Regions from separate parts of the Homo sapiens genome. Here region 1 is linked to region 2. Evidence: read pairs that join two places in POLR2A ChIA-PET (ENCODE). Cell type or tissue: MCF 10A. All regions are shown on one strand.

Evidence for each region. Peaks named below come from ENCODE experiments on the same cell type or tissue, not always from the same donor. Only the 100,000 strongest peaks of a DNase experiment are listed, where the experiment ranks them.
Region 1: POLR2A ChIA-PET joins it to region 2 with 14 read pairs; 11 of 35 experiments call an interaction of 5 or more read pairs at or near these places.

The regions. Positions count from the first base shown.
Region 1 is chr7:7,970,614-7,974,613 of GRCh38, reverse strand. The region is part of intron 1 of GLCCI1 (glucocorticoid induced 1); the gene reads right to left. Among named protein-coding and RNA genes, the nearest start is that of GLCCI1, 3.8 kb to the right of the region's middle. In MCF 10A, no CTCF peak of the experiment used is centred here; no DNase peak of the experiment used is centred here.
Region 2 is chr7:7,770,383-7,774,382 of GRCh38, reverse strand. The region is part of intron 2 of UMAD1 (UBAP1-MVB12-associated (UMA) domain containing 1); the gene reads right to left. Among named protein-coding and RNA genes, the nearest start is that of RPA3, 54 kb to the right of the region's middle. In MCF 10A, no CTCF peak of the experiment used is centred here; a DNase peak (open chromatin) is centred at 1,862.

The DNA.
Region 1 (4,000 bases), 200 kb before region 2:
CACTGCTGTGGAGCCCAGTTACTCCCTTATTTTCTTATTCACATGTAGTCTGACTTATCACAAGTAAAACAAAAATCACAAGGACGCCATTATCCTTCAACATTTCCCCAAAGTACAAATCCTAATTTGCATTAAGTCCTTACAGAAACGTACACGGCAGTCCTTCTGTAAAAAGTACTGTAATTAATAAAATGATTTCCAGTTCGATATATACACACAGAACTTTACATACAGTTAAAAACTGATTAAGATGATTTACACATGCTAGGTATTCAATATTCAATACGCTTACAATAACAGTTATTTGAGAGGAATATAATCTTTGAACATAAGACAATAGATTTTGATTAAATAACTATAAATTCATTTATCTATTTTGCTATTCACTGATTGATCTAGAAATTTTAGGCACCATGAGATAACTGATGGAAAAAAATAGTTCTGTAAATAATGAACACTGCTGCTCTCTAGCATAGTTTTCTGAGAATGAAAACCTTTCCCAAAAGTCAGTATGTGAAACCTGTCTCTTTAGAAAAAGCTAAAACATTAATGTAGAAGAAAGCTTTGAAACAAGTATCTATAAGCACTCAAGGAAAATTAATTAATTTTAAAATGGAAAGGGAGGATCTTAATTTTCAAGAATAGCCTGAGAATAAAACTTTATAGAAAGAGAATATCTGAGTATCTCTTTTAAAAGAGAAAAAGTTATTAAAATTTTTTGTATTCCATTGAGCACAGTATAAAAATGACTTAAAAAGATAAATTTAAGGAAAAGAGAAAAACTGAAAGCAAATGAATGAACACAGGCAAACATATATTACATGGAGTTAACATTATATTTGCATTATCTTTTAGAATAGAATCATAACTTCTTTATGTATAAAACAATGAGGCTCTCAAGATACTCATGAAAAAGTCTAATCAAATTTCACTCTAGAGTTAGCAATCTGGTAGAGTATTAGGCCTAAATAAACCTGATATGTTAAATCAGGAACTAACATATGCTATTTTTCAAAACAGGAGCTATATAAATTACAAGCTCTTCCATGTTTTTGTTATCAGATTTGGTACACTTAAAAATAAGCTGTATTCTCCATCCAGAGTATTCTAAATATGACTGTTTTTACATCTTTTAGAACTTATAATTAATCCTAATGATCTATCTTTACAAAACACACACACACACACACACACACACACGCACACAAAGATTTGCATTTCCTACTTACTATCTTGGACAGTAAAACTGTATTTGTTCTATGTTTAAATCCATGGGTTCTGGTCTGTGAGGTTTCAAAAAGAAGCAACTTTACTATATTTTCTTTTGGTTGTTACTAATGATTTTAGCTTAAAGATCATTAATTTTAACACTAACATCCTGCTTTTTCTCATTTGAGTTGCTCTATTTATCTCAAAGGTAGACTTTATGTATTACCATTACAAAAAAATAACTATTTGCATAATACTTTATGATTTTACGTCTATTACAAACACATCACAGGGAGCCTGAGGATTCATTCAGCAGCCTGTCATTCACCACTGCAATACCCTTCAGAACCAAACAAGAGGGAGGATGACATTTTACTAATGGCAGAAGTACAGGAATGAATGTAAATAACAAACCTTGAAGTTTTAAAAATACAAAAGAAAAAAAACAAGCAAAAAGAGGATGATGCATGAGCACAAACAAAACAGTTTCAATTTGTAAAACTCCATGTCTGCTATATATACAGCAAGGTATTTGGCAATTTACGTATTTCTATTATGGTAACCATTTAAATTATTTAAAACTATACTACAAAAATAAAGGAAATTATCATTTTTTCCTGGGTTGTATAAATTAATATTATAATAATATTAAAATTGACTATTCCTATTTATAGAATTCAGCTTTTCCTCAGCCTTGTGAAACAATCTGAATATCAATTCTCTATTACTCTAGCCTTAGCCCTACAAATATTCACATTAAGAATGCTTAAGACGCAGATAATGATATAATTTATTTAGAAATTGAGTGGTTTCATAATTTTTTGGTAAAAGAATCATAAAAACATTTTTAAGCTTCCATATTTTCTCCTATAATCATCACTCCAGATGAAATGCATGAAACACTGAATGCTCAGTTATGTCACCTTTAGTCGAAATGCCCATAGCCCTTGCAGCTTTTCATAAACAATATGCCTTTATACTATATACCTACCCCTTGAGCCATCAACTACTTAATGCTTTCAAGTGTAGTTTCAAACGCAGTTTTAACACCCTCTTGCGCGCACACACACACACACACACATACACTGAAGTGTGCAGAAAAAGGAGGAGGTGGAGAGCAGAGGAAGAAATGGAGCACGTTGTTGTTTTTCATTCATGCAGTATAGTGATGTCAGTGTCTGCAGCAGCAGTGGCAGCGGCAGGAACCTTGACCAGTGGAGGCTAAAATCCACTCAAGTCAGAACCTTACAGCATTCAAAAGAAATTGAGAAGATAATCATTCGAAAAATTAAATCAACTGTTCAGATCATGGATTTTAAATGGCTAAGGAAACAGAACAGTTTAGTAGGACAGTTTTAATTTGGGTAGTGGGGGTAAAAGGCGGGACATGGAGAAGTAACATAGGAGTAATATAATCACGGAACTGGGGGCACAGAAGCCCGCATTCAAAAATCACTGCAATGTAAGAAACTGACAAAACCACCTGGTGTTTAAAACAGCAGAAAAACATCTTTAGCAAAGAAAGCCCTTGCATTCCCAACACAAGCTCTCTGACACTGCAAATCTGTCTGCTGCACAACCAGACTCAGAAAAGTGTTTTCATCATGATTGCATTAAAATCGCATTAAACTCGTATGTGCCACACTACAACAAAGAGAATAGTTTAAGCCAGATCACAAATTTTATTAAAACTGCTTGATGATGGAGCATGTAATTCCTAGGCCATTAAGCCTTTTGAAGGATGCAGAAAAACAAGTTGTACTATTATCCGTTGTAAGATGTTAGTGTTTATATACAAAAGGGGAGGAGGTACTAGATGGCCATTATGTTGTTGCAGCAATTGCCGAAACTTCTCTTACTCACACCCACCAGACCCTCTGTACACAATCTGCAATGCTTATTTTATGCCTCTTAGTCCCTACAAGAAAATCCCAAAACTCAATTTGTGCACTGTTGAAGCGAAATCACTAAAAAATTTATGTAACTGTTTTCTGTTCGTTCTGTTACTTCTCATTTCATACAGTTCTAGAAAATGTGCAAAGGAGTTGCATATGGCATTAATCTGTTAGAAAATGGTGGCCTTTTCTATAAAATACAGCCAAAGATGTGTGTTCAGTTGTGGTCATTATTAGGGCGATCACGTTGTTTTCATTCATTCATTCAGGATTTGCTGGAGGATGTCAGTTTCTGCAGCAGCTGGCTTGACCTGGGGGAGGAGTGCAGGAGCATATTCCTCCCAATGCATACAGATTACAGGATGTATTTCTTGCTGCTCATGTACTCATCCCACTGCACTACATCCTACACTGGTTCACCATCAAGTGGTCAGAAAACAAGTGCGTTAGCAACATGCTAATTACGGGTCTGAAATATTAAAACAAAAACACCAAGACTGCAATGTATCATAATGCAGACAACCACTTTCTCCAACTCTAACACCTTCATCAAGAAAGCTCCATTAAAAAAAAAAATTCCACATACCACATAAACAATGTACAGACTTTGACAGTGTTTCCCTTCCAAGCAGAGATTTTTCCACCCAGTATGATCTGTTCCCTCCACAATGCAGCAGCAGCATCTGTAGCTCTAGTTCGGTATCTAACAATATTAGCTATTCCACTCTCCCTTATGAGCTTTAAGTCCCTGTTTTGGCTAATCTTCCTTTTCTCCCCCAGGGCTCAACTAAATCATGCACTGTGTCCCTAGACATAAACAAAACCAAAGCAAAACAGAAAACACTAAGGGAAACCCACAGCATCCACCAGCTCACCATTACCTTTGACACCTAACA
Region 2 (4,000 bases):
TTGATTCTGATTCTAGTAATTAGCATGTCCCATAATTCTATTGCTGCATCCTGCTGCTATCTACCTTCAATGCTCTTCATTATTGTTCTGACCTTAAAAACTGCCTCAGTTTCTTAATTGTTACTCTACCTTTCTAATCCACCCCACACTCTGCTCCATTCTTTCCTAAACAACATTGCTCATGTTCTACAGAAGCAGAAGTCTGTCGAGAAGTCAGAGTAGCATCTAAGCCTGAGAAGCTGCTCAGAGAAAGGGGAAGAAGATTTTGGTGCACCTGAGGACTCAGTTTGCAAACAGAAAAAGCACCAGCTATCAAGCTGCAGCCATGGTTTGCCATTTAGAATGGATGGCCTGATTCTCAGTGTTTTCTTAGGGTCTGTGGTGAGGAGAGACAAAAGAAATCAGTAGAGAGCCGCCATCAGTGAGCCAGAGAGAAACAGCAGCCAGGGTTCTTCTCTAAACCAACCAATCTAATATAGACTCGTCCTCCTTATAATACCTCCCAGGGCAGGGCTGCAAGGCTGGAAATGGTAAGAGCATTTGGGCTGTAACTCCTCACTCACCTCCTCCCTTCAACCAGCCTTCCAAATTCCCCTAACTGAAATAAAGCCTAAGAGTCTCCTCCAGAAAATCAACATATAAAAATGTTTTAAAGCAAACCTGAAACTGGCACCTTTACTTTGCTTAGGATGAAAAGTTTGGTTTCTAGTGTGTTGGGCAATCTGTATAAAAAGTTATAAAGGTTAAGTGTCTAGTACAAATAAATCTTGGTTATTTGTGAACACAATAGGTTCCTGTTTGGTTTTGTTATTGTGTTTTTTTTTAGAAATTAAGCTCCCTCTGACCTTGAAAGTCATTTTGCTACTGTAGACTGTGATGCAAATTAAGGCATTTCTATTCTTATTTCAAAGTCTGCTGCATAAAGTAAGTGTATGCTCTTCAAAGTAAATTGACAGCCTAATGTTGCACATTTAGCTACATCAACACTTCAACAGCTTATTTCATTATTATTTGACTAACTCATTTTAAAATTTATCAAGAAAAGTATAATTTTCTCCTCTCATGGTTTCTGGTCTTAAAAAGCTAATACCCTAACAGTTTTTAAAGATCCCCTAATGTTGCAACTTGTGTACAAAGCAGGTCTAAAAAGCAGCCTCACAACTTTATTATAAAAGTAGGTCACTTTTTAAAATGCATTAAAGTTAATGTAAATATAACTGTGCAATTCTTTATTTTAAGCTTTGTTTTGAAGGCAAATCTCTCACAAACTAAATCATCTTTAAAACCTGTAGTTTTTAGTTTGCACTTGTTACAAAAACAAGCAATTATTCTATAGCAGAGCATCTCATGTTTCCTAGAGCTAAATGATATCCTGAAGTAGCAAAAATCTTGTGGACCAGAATGATAGCAGTATTTCTCCTTTGAACCATTAAAGAAAAAAATGAATAAATTTAAGGGGAAACCCCTCTTTAAAAAAAAATAAAAAAGGCTTCTTGTGTTATATCTAATCCACTTTCACACAGTTTTTCTTAATTACACTACAGCTGTCTGGTAAGGCACAACTGACCACTTCCATCATGAAAACAAACTGTACCCTACCATCTAAAGTTCTCGATTAAAAAGCAAATGTTTTTGTGAGCCCAGAGAAAACGGGCGCAGCTGCTCCATTTCACGAGGCAGGCACCTCTACTCCATTCATCTGTGAAGAATGGCAATGACTGTAAATTGTTCTTCCTGATCGGTTCCACAATAAAAACAAACCACACTACTTTCAATTTTTCAAAGCCAATTTTTTCAAGCCTCCAGTACACTGGAAACAAGAGTTGTGTTCTTCTGATTCATGGCCTTTGATTTCTACATAAACATCCCTGTATGCATGTAAAAACAGGTCCCTGCAGGATACTCAGAGACTGTATATATTAACTTACCAGATGTACCAGAAGATAGAAATGCCATCCGCCTACCTTTCAAAGCAAGATACTATTTAACAGCTTAAACTGCCTGTGACTAAAGAATGACTGCAAAGAACATACCGTATGTGGAGAGGCATTAGTTAGTTCATGAGAAAACTTCAGCATATTCACAAAAAGTACAACAAACGGTTTTCAACTTGTGTTTTAAGGCTCTCCATTAAAATCCATAGTAAGGAATTAAGGTCAAGAAACACATCTGCATTTTGCAACTAAAACACAAAGGTTTAGCTATTACTGGAAATCTAATAATAGCTAAAATGATTGACACAAGTTTGTTAAGAAACTTCTAAATATTCCCAGTTAATTTACAATGCTCAAACAGTAATCACAATTTAATCTTGAGGTCTCCAAAGTATTTTTTTTTAATCAAACACACACTTGTCAATTTCAAAATGTTAGAGCATGCTTCTGCCATATTTATGTAAATCATATATATATAGATATATATACCTACAAGCATGGAGCACTATACTAATATCTAATGCACATTTTTAAACATATACAAAAATAGTTGTTAAGAATAGGATAAAATTGCTTATAAATAGAAGTTTTAAGACTTTGCACACCTCCTATGGGTAACCTTGCACAGCTCCTGAGGCACCAGCCCCTCCACTCTCACCCCCACCCATGGAGACCCTAAGTGGGCCATAGCTAATGTGAGGCCAAACCATGCCCTCAGTGGCTTTGGATGAATTATTTGATTGCTCTAATTTCTATCCCTGCCCTTAAGAAGATTGTTTGTAGAAACATAAGAATATAATCTAGTTTAGAACAGCTTTTAATTCTGACTCATCACTGGAGGGTTGCAATGGAATTCAAATGTGATAAAACATTATGGAGATTTAAAGTACAAGAAAATGTTCAGATCTGTGAACCCCCAACTTCAGTGGCAAAACTGCTAGCAGCCAATGATTATTCTCTCACACCTGACAGCAATCAAAATCACCTCAATCAGCAAAGAGGTTTATACTGAAAATAACATCCTGTGGCTGCCGCAGCGATGGCACCCCCTAACCATCAGCTTTGCCATATAGCTCCAATATATTGATATTTTACCTTTCCAAACTGTCTCATTTACAACCTCATTCCTTCCAAAAACCCTAGCTATATGTGATTTCAGGCAAAGGAAGTTCTCAACAAGTGATGAGACTTTATTTTAATTAAGCCCTGTCAATAATGCAATGTAATACATAGTTATTGGGTATATACAACTTAGGCTGGTTTTGCTAGAAGCTGTCAATACAATTATCCTTGTCCTCAAAGCGTTCCAAGAAAAAAAAAAAAACTAACAAAAACCTCCATCTAACAAAAATTTACCTCATATTTGCCCTCTTTCTTTCTGCCATTTGTTCTCAGGCTCCTTTACAGGGTCCTCTTCCTCCACCTCCTGTGTTACTCTCTAGGGTTGCTCTCTTCTCACTCCATCTCTAGGGGATCTTATCCAAGACTAACTCAAGATACACCAAGACATCTTTAATTACCAAAGCCATTTCTAAATAACGAATATTTTTCTTAAGTTATACATCATATGCCCCATACTTTCAACTGCTTACCTGATTTCTCCAACTAGATGTCCAAGAGCAGTTCACCTCAACACTTCCAGACGATCGTGAACTCATGATCGTCTCCATAAAACCTGCTCCTCATTTTTTTTATTATACTTTAAGTTTTAGGGTACATGTGCACCTCCTCATTCTGTACTTTCTCAATTCACAAGAATCATCATTCTTTCAACTCTCATAATCACTGAATGTCAAATTGTAATTAATCCTACCTCCTAGATGCCTTTCAAACTTGTCTCCTCTCCATCACCATCACCTTAATTCGACACCCTCCTAACTGGTCTTTTCTCTCTAATTTCTGCCTTCCCTGACTCACCCCTCAACATCACAGCCAATGTTCCTACATACTCAGACCATCTACCTCTCTTGCTTAAACAAGGGGAAGCAAGCAGTATCTTGAGAACAGTGGTGTTTTTATGCCAACGGGGATTGGGAAATGTTTATAAGATGGAAGGAAAGGGACTG